Linked DNA regions of Mus musculus: region 2 is linked to region 1. A link is a contact called in ENCODE Hi-C or POLR2A ChIA-PET data. All regions are on one chromosome and are shown on one strand. Each heading gives the region's core, a stretch centred on a gene start or an enhancer-like site at or near the end of the contact. The rest is flanking DNA. Distances are from core to core; before and after follow the strand shown. Region 1 holds the start of Tnfrsf21 (tumor necrosis factor receptor superfamily, member 21). Region 2 has its middle 57 kb from the start of Adgrf1.

Region 1 (3,974 bases), core at 1,145-3,644:
GACATCTGTATGCCATTGAATATGTGGTTGTGAAGTAATTAAAACAGTTTACAGTGTAAAATGAAAGACATTTCTCTATTTTAAACATGCAATAGAGAAATGGCATTTTATATATTGTTTAGAAAGATTTATTTATTTATTTAATGTATGTGGGTACACACTGTAGCTGTACAGATGGTTGTGAGCCTTCATCTGGTTGTTGGGAATTGAATTTAGGACCTCTGCTCGCTCCAGCCAACCCCATTTGCTCTGGTTGGCCCCACTTGCTCCATCCCAAAGATTTATCTATTATTATAAATAAGTACACTGTAGCTGTCTTCAGACACACCAGAAGAGGGCGTCAGATCTCATTATGGATGGTTGTGAGCCACCATGTGGTTGCTGGGATTTGAACTTAGGACCTTCGGATGAGCAGTCAGTGCTCTTACCTGCTGAGTGCTGAGTCATCTCACCAGCATTTTATATTCTAACTAGATTCAATAGACACTTTTGTTTTGTTTTGTTTTGTTTGTTTTTTGTTTGTGATGAAGAATACTAAGGGGTTTTTACTTAGTTAGCAGTAAGCAAGATGAACTGAATATATTGTATCAAGAGGCATCGAGATTGCATGGCTGTAACTCAGGTGGTGATGAAGGAGGATAACCATCCCCTGGAGGCTAACCTGAGCTACACAGCAAGACCCAACCCAAAAGCAGCCAGCCAACCAAACCAAACTCAAACCCAAAGGCCCGTGAAAAATTGAATTCTGATGATTAGTGCCCCATAAGGACCTTATGGAACATGAAAACAATAGGAAGAACAAAGAGAACGAGCAGGTCAGAACCACACTTACCCAAATTAAAGTCTCCCAGCTTGGAAGATCAAATCATACATTACCTCAAGTAACTCATATTTGTCTGCAAGGTGTCAGCTGACCCCTTTTCTTTAATATCTCACTTCCCACCCCCACCCCCTTTTAAACAGAAAGACCTTTGATTGTGGTGGCCAATAATTTGAAGTTTTGAAGAATTAATTGGCCCTATTATACATGAAGACATAGTAATCCCCCTTCACTTTTGGAAGCCTCGGAGAGAGTTTGAGAATTTCAAGTTGAAATATCACCCCCTTTCACAAAATTCTGTATTTAAGGATAGTATTTTTCAGAATTTAAAAAAATTTTTTACTGGAAACTTAATATTACAGCATTCCCCTTCAGGGTTTATGGTCAAGCTTTTTTAAATATATGTTTTATTTCTTTAACTGGCAGATGTTTGAAAGATGAGAGTAGGATTAATCCTCATATTAATTTTTAAATACATCTCATTCTTCCAAAGAATGCCGAGAAAAAGAACCAACTCTCCATGTAGTAACTGGCAAGGAAGGAAATAGGGCTCCTACCATGGCAACTCCCTGTCAGGGATGCTTAGTGTTGTTTCTGTCCAGGTTCCTCACTGCTGAGAACAAATAGCCAACAATACTGAGAGACGGGGAGGTTTCTTCTGGCTAACAGTTTCAGGGATACAGTTATTGCAGGAGAGGAGAGGAGAGGAGAGGAGAGGAGAGGAGAGGAGAGGAGAGGAGAGGAGAGGAGAGGAGAGGAGAGGAGAGGAGAGGAGGCAGCTGGTTAAACCGGGTCTGCAGTCAGGAAGCAGGGGAGCCACACATAAATGCCGAGACTACACTTGCTTTTTCCTTTTGCTCCACTGTGAGAACACAGCAGACCTCAAAACACAGCAGTTTGGGAACCAACACACACGTCTCTTTGTGTCTGGCAATTGATGTAAGCTCCATGGTTTTTGCTTTTTTTCTAGCTCCTTTAATTGATTGATTGATTGATTGATTGATTGATTGATTTCTGAGACTGGATTTTGCTCTGTAAGCCAGGCTTGTGTAGAACTCCAATTTTGGCTGGCCTGGAATTGGAGAAGTTCATATTCTCATTATACAGAGTGCTTAATGGCACCGTTATGCTCAGGTCATTCATTCATTCATTCATTCATTCATGCATGCATGCATGCATGCATGCATGAGATAGGAGTTTTCTGTGTAGCTCAGAATTTCCCTCCAACTTCAAATTCTCCTTCCTCAGCTTTCCTGGCAATGAAAATACAGGCCTGCGCCATTATGCGCAAGTTATATTGGCTGTTGTTAATATTTATGTTAGGAAAAGAAAATAGTCTCTGTTTTACATACAATCTACTTGGAATCATTTTTTTTTTTTAAAGTTAAGTCGGGGTGAGGGGTGTGTGCAGGTTAACAAGCAAACGCAATTCCTCCAGCTAACGCCAAGGGGCACCCTCTCCTTCCCCTCGGTTTCTGGAGCGCCTTGAGTTCTTTCCATCTGCACAAAGAGCCCGGCCTCCTCCCGGGTGACATCACAAAGGGTCGTTCTCCGCCCCTTCGGCGCCACCACGTGTGTCCCCGAGCTGAGTGGCCATCCGACTCAGTCCCTCGCCGGCCGGTCTAGGCAGCGGAGGAGGCGAGTGCTTGATAGTGGCTGGAAGCTTCGCTATGGGAAGTCGCTCTTTAGCACTGTCGCGGCTAGCCCTGCTCTCTGGTTCTCCGCAGCCGCTGTCGTTGGAGAGCACCGGGAGGCGCGGGTTGCGAGCGCGCCTGCTTCTCACCGCCCGGGCGCCAGCGCCCCTGGGCAGGTGCTGAGCGCCTTTCGGAGCCTCCCCTGCTGCCTCCCTCTTCCGCCTGGGTGCCTGGCTGCTGCAGTGCACATGGGCTGCTGGAGGTAGATGGGCTCACCGCCCGTGAGGCGGCGGTGGATGCGGCGCTGGGCAGAAACAGCCACCAATTCCAGCTGCCGTGGGGCCGAGCGCCCCGGGCGCCGCTGCGAGCCCCGAGCTCGGCCATGGGGACCCGGGCAAGCAGCATCACCGCCCTCGCCTCTTGCAGCCGCACCGCCGGCCAAGTCGGAGCCACGATGGTCGCCGGCTCTCTTCTCCTGGTGAGCGATAGGAGGGGACCCTAGGGTGGCGGCTACGTTCGAGCCTGTGTCCGGGAGCCGGGCGGGTCCTCGGGCCCGTAGTGCCGGAGGCGCGCGGTGGGACCAGACGGGTTGGAAGGGTTGGTTACAAGGCAATAGCCAGACCGAGGAGGACTCCTACTAGATCGTGTGTGTGTGTGTGTGTGTGTGTGTGTGTGTGTGTGTGTGTGTGGTGAGCTAAGGCTAGTGAGTGTTAAAGAATTATTTTTCTTGCAATCTGGCTGCTTGAAGGAGGCGCGAGAGGTGTCCGCCTCGAGGTCCTGCGCATTTTTGGGTTTTTGCCCCCGACTCGGCCTATCTCGCACCCCAACACCCAGCCTCACCCCAATATCATTCGCTGCCAGACCCTCGGCGCGGTGCGAGGCCCGAGTAGTCCTGTCAGTAGCCAGCTGCCGGTTGTGGCCGCTCCTTTGTCGCTACTGCAATGTCATGTCCGGATGCTACCGCAGTGGAGACAGCCGGATCGGTGCGCTCCGGACGCGAGCAACCGCTGCATGCTTCCGCGCGCGAAGCTTTCCGGAGTAGGGCGCAGGCCACCCCTTGCTTCAGCTTCCTTGCTTCTCTCCTCCCTCTTAGTTCAGATGGGTCCTGATTTCTGCAAGCCAAAAGAAGAAGAAGAAGAAGGAGCCCGGGTGGGTGGTGGGGGTGGGGTGGGAGGGGGAGGAGGAGAAGAAGGACCCAGAGACCCAGGCGCCTCTAAAGCACAGGCTTGGAGCCAACCGGCGCTGTGGCTCTCAGTCGAGGGGGAGGGGAAAGAGCTACATAAAGGACGATTAATTTTCCCCATCCTTTTCTTATTTCTCCCTTTCTGTGTTTAGACATGTCACCAAGCAAGATGATGCAGGCTCTCTCAGCACCCAAATCTGGGGCGTGCCCGGATTGCAATCCTCCATCACTTTATCTGATCAAAACCTGACATCATCCCTTATCCAAAACTTACCCCCAGCTGGCCCTTTATTTCCAATATTGGGGCCAAGTGGGGAATTAGGTGGAAGAAAATTTG
Region 2 (3,661 bases), core at 436-2,935, 310 kb after region 1:
AATAGATGACGAAAGATGGGCTACTGGGACCAAGAGATGTTGCAAGTAACTAAGGGAAGTATCATCATCCTGAAAAGAAGGGACCAAGTGAACACCAACAGAGAGGCAAGTCTCATGTTTTCTACGGAAGAGTCCAAAGTAACATCTCTAAATATCTAATTCTATCATGAGAAAAACCCAAAGGCATTGACTTTGAGCAGGTGCTGGGATCATTATCTAGATCACTCCAGCAGAGAAGCAAGACTCACCAAACTCCCCCTCCCCCCCCCCAGGCACATGATGCCCAATAAGGTTTCTGTATTCTGCTCCTAGGTATGGGCAGTCAAAGATCAGCAGGGTGCTTCAGAAAAGCCACTTTTCCAAACCATTTTGACTTTATTCTAAACGTGTGTCCTTTAATCGTCAGGTAGGAGTAGCTCTCACCCAAGGCTAAAGAAGCTTCTAATTGCAGCAGACGGGGACCATCATAGAAACCCACAACTGGTCAAATGCTGAGGGCAACAGGCTCTTAGGCCAATGACCAATCAATGTATTTACAACACGACCCCTACACCCAAGGCTTAGAGAACATTGCAGAAGAGGAGAGGAAAGAGTGTAAGAGCCAGAGGATCAGGACACTATCTGTTGTAAGATAGTATCAGGGAGAGAGAGAGAGAGAGAGAGAGAGAGAGAGAGAGAGAGAGAGAGAGAGAGAGAGAGAGAGAGAGAGAATGAGAGATTAAGTAGTGGGGTAGGGAGGAGGCAGTGGGTCTGATAGGAGTTGTGGGGAGGAGTCAGGAGTGATTATGATCAACATATGTAATATGGAACTCTTAAAGAATTAGTGCAAATACTGTGGTATTTTTAAAAATATGTAAAGGTCAGAGACAAATTTCTTCAGCTCCACTATACATGCACGTGATAGACTGAGTACCCAGACACTTCAGACCCAAGCGGAGAGGGTTTCTCACAGGGCCTAGACCTCCACTGAGCATGGGATCTGAAGCAGCTGGACTGTGGCCCCACTCTCCCATAGTGCCTTAGTGACTCAACACTCGCCTACGCTGTATGGGTCACATATTAACTAAGCCTGCTTCCTCTCAGTATAGCCCCCTCCAGCCCACACTAGAAACGTTTGAAAGGAGAGACATCCTTTGTCTTGTGGACCCAAAACGTTGCCTTTGAACTCCTGCTATGGTCTATTGTCTGAAATGAATGACCCTTCCAAACCCCAACCTGTAGAGTGTGTGTGTGTGTGTGTGTGTGTGTGTGTGTGTGTGTGTGTCCCCTCCTCTCTCCCTCCCTGAAAGCTAATAATGCACACTCACACATGTCTGTGGCATAAAGGCAGAAGAGATATCTGGGGGAGAAAGAGAACAAGTGGGGGCTGGGGGAGAGGATAGTGTAGGGGGGAACTATTTTTGTATATGCTAAGTGAAACACTAATATTTTTAATTAAAATAAACTTTTAATTTAAAAAAAAAGGTTTGCCTTTGTATAACTCTGTAAAGAACTCCGAAGAAGAGTCGCCTTTATTGCTCTATTTCCAGAGCAAACGAGATGGCCACTTGCTCCACTCTCTAGGAAGTTTCTCAGCTCAAAGCAGGCGTCAGTTAAAAACTCCCAGACCTCTTTCCTCCTTCTCGGAAACACGAAGCTTTGGCAAGAAGGCTGTTGAGCTGAACTGTACTTACGGTCACTTAACTTGAGGGGGCAGGCTCTGACCAAGAAACTCACGCAGACACCTTGAAAGCTTAATTGTGTCCCTAGCACAAAGGATATGACGCCGGTGGGAAGCGGGGCGGCCGGGGAGGGGGTGGGGAGCAGGGCAAGAGGCGCGCTGGGGTAGTGAGGGCGGGGCGGGGGATGGTGGTGCCCGGGTGGTGGTGGGGGGCGACAGTGTTGATGCTGCTTCTCTGATTAGGAATGTTGCTGAAGCCTTTCTCTGTTCAGTAGGAAAGATTAGGAAGACCAGAGCATAATAGCTCAGCTGAGGGGCAAACAATGCCTCTGTTTCCTGGATTTGTGCCCCGGGGCGCTGATAAACTGTGAGGGCTGCTTCTCAGCAAGGCGGGAATCTGCTTGGTTCTGTAAGCGATTTCACCTGCTAGAAACCAGCCTGTGTGAACTGGGTACACTTTTGGGACATCATGAGTGGATACAGGGTTGAGTCAAGGACCTTAGGGCTAGATTGACTGGTACTCCCGTGTGCTTTTCAGATTTAACTGCTAGGAACAAAGTACTTTGGAGAATTGCGTAAGGTTTGCGCTTTACCCCTACGCCTGAAGTGGCTGCGTTGCTCATTTTGCGGTTTTGGTTTTGTTCTTAAGGCCTAACACCCATAAACAGGTGACTTGCATCCTCAGCAGAGACTTAGAGCTCAAATGCTGTCCAGGAGAGATCATCGGAGCTGCCTTGCAATGAATGCATGGCTCACTTTGTTTTCTAGCATTGTGATAAAGACAATGACCAAAAGCAACTTGGGGAGGAAGGGGCTTATTGTCTTACTCATCCCCACCACAGTCGGATACTAAGGAAAACCAAGGCCCCGAGTCAAGCCTGGCAGGGACCTGGAGGGAATACGCTTACTGCTCTCATGACTTGTTAGCTTGTGTGTGTGTGTGTGTGTGTGTGTGTGTGTGTGTGTGTGTGTGTGCGCGCGCGTGTATTCCGGCACTACCTCTACCAGGGGTAGCTCTAGCCCTAGTGGAATGGCCCCTCCCTGCAGCAATTATTTATTAAGAAAATGCCCCAGATACTTGGTCAATCTCCCGGGGTTGGGGGGGGGGGGGGGAGTGCATTTTCTCAGTTCCCTCTTCCAAGGTGACCTCAGTTTGTGTCAAGTCAACAGGAAACTACTCAGCACAGTGCCTCTGCCCTCTATCCTGGGGCTCAGGCTGGGCCCTGGGACCAGGAAACAGTAAACAGATCTTCCTCCTTATCTCTGCAGTCCCAGACTGAGTTACACTCTCCCAAGGCCTTCCAGCCCTGTACGCATAGCTAGACCATATATAGACTCTACTAGAACACACATACGGAACTCCATAAAAATGTTATAAAATTAGGTCTTTACCTTCATTCCTGGGGAGCTTTGCCTACACCTTCCCTGGAGCTCACTCGAAGTTGGGAGTTTTCTTGTATATAAGTATATTGGCGAATGAAGACGATTTCAACGGAATCTCACCTCAGCTTTTTCCATCAGCCAACATCTATTTCTGTGCTCCATTTAAGGCCTAGCAGGGTCTCTCTTTTCCTCTTTCTACTTGGCTTTGCCTCAGGGAAGCAGCGAAGACCGTGCCATTATATCCATACAGCTCTAGGTTTTGGTTTTTTGGTTTTTTGGGGTTTTTTTTTGGGGGGGGGTGTTAAAATTGAACTTCTGAGGTTGTCTTTTAAAAGATTTCATCTCTAAAATGGGTACAGAGACCCATTTCAGTCACCCCTCAGCTCTCTGGAGGCTGAAGTCAGAGGTTCATGAATTTGAGGCAAATCTAAACTACGCAGGGAGACCTTAGCTCAAACAGGAAAAGTATATTATTTCTACCACCAAACCATGGGGCAGTTCTCCCTACCCCTGCTCAGATTCTCTGTGAGTGTGTGCGCATGCGCTTGTTCACATGCGCATGCACTCTTTTGATTGAACCAGTGGTCTCTCCCATATCATGCTACTACTACATGACCA

Evidence for each region. Hi-C counts contacts between places; a loop is a spot of excess contacts on that map. ChIA-PET counts read pairs that join two places held with the same protein, here RNA polymerase II (POLR2A).
Region 2: a map of Patski shows a loop between it and region 1 (2.5-fold over the local background). The contact joins the enhancer-like site here to the promoter of Tnfrsf21 in region 1. A Hi-C loop is called at or near these places in 1 of 37 maps with a recorded cell type or tissue (Patski). POLR2A ChIA-PET finds 5 or more read pairs at or near these places in 2 of 5 experiments (Patski and embryonic stem cell).

The regions. Positions count from the first base shown.
Region 1 is chr17:43,014,161-43,018,134 of GRCm38, forward strand. Tnfrsf21 (tumor necrosis factor receptor superfamily, member 21) reads left to right here and starts at 2,395. Exons shown (of 6, transcript NM_178589.3): 1 at 2,395-2,932. The coding sequence starts at 2,837.
Region 2 is chr17:43,325,171-43,328,831 of GRCm38, forward strand. It overlaps a transcript of Adgrf1 not described here. Among named protein-coding and RNA genes, the nearest start is that of Adgrf1, 57 kb to the left of the region's middle. Within about 2 kb of position 1,686, at least 2 of the 3 ENCODE cell types and tissues checked have a DNase peak (open chromatin) inside an H3K27ac peak, as active enhancers do.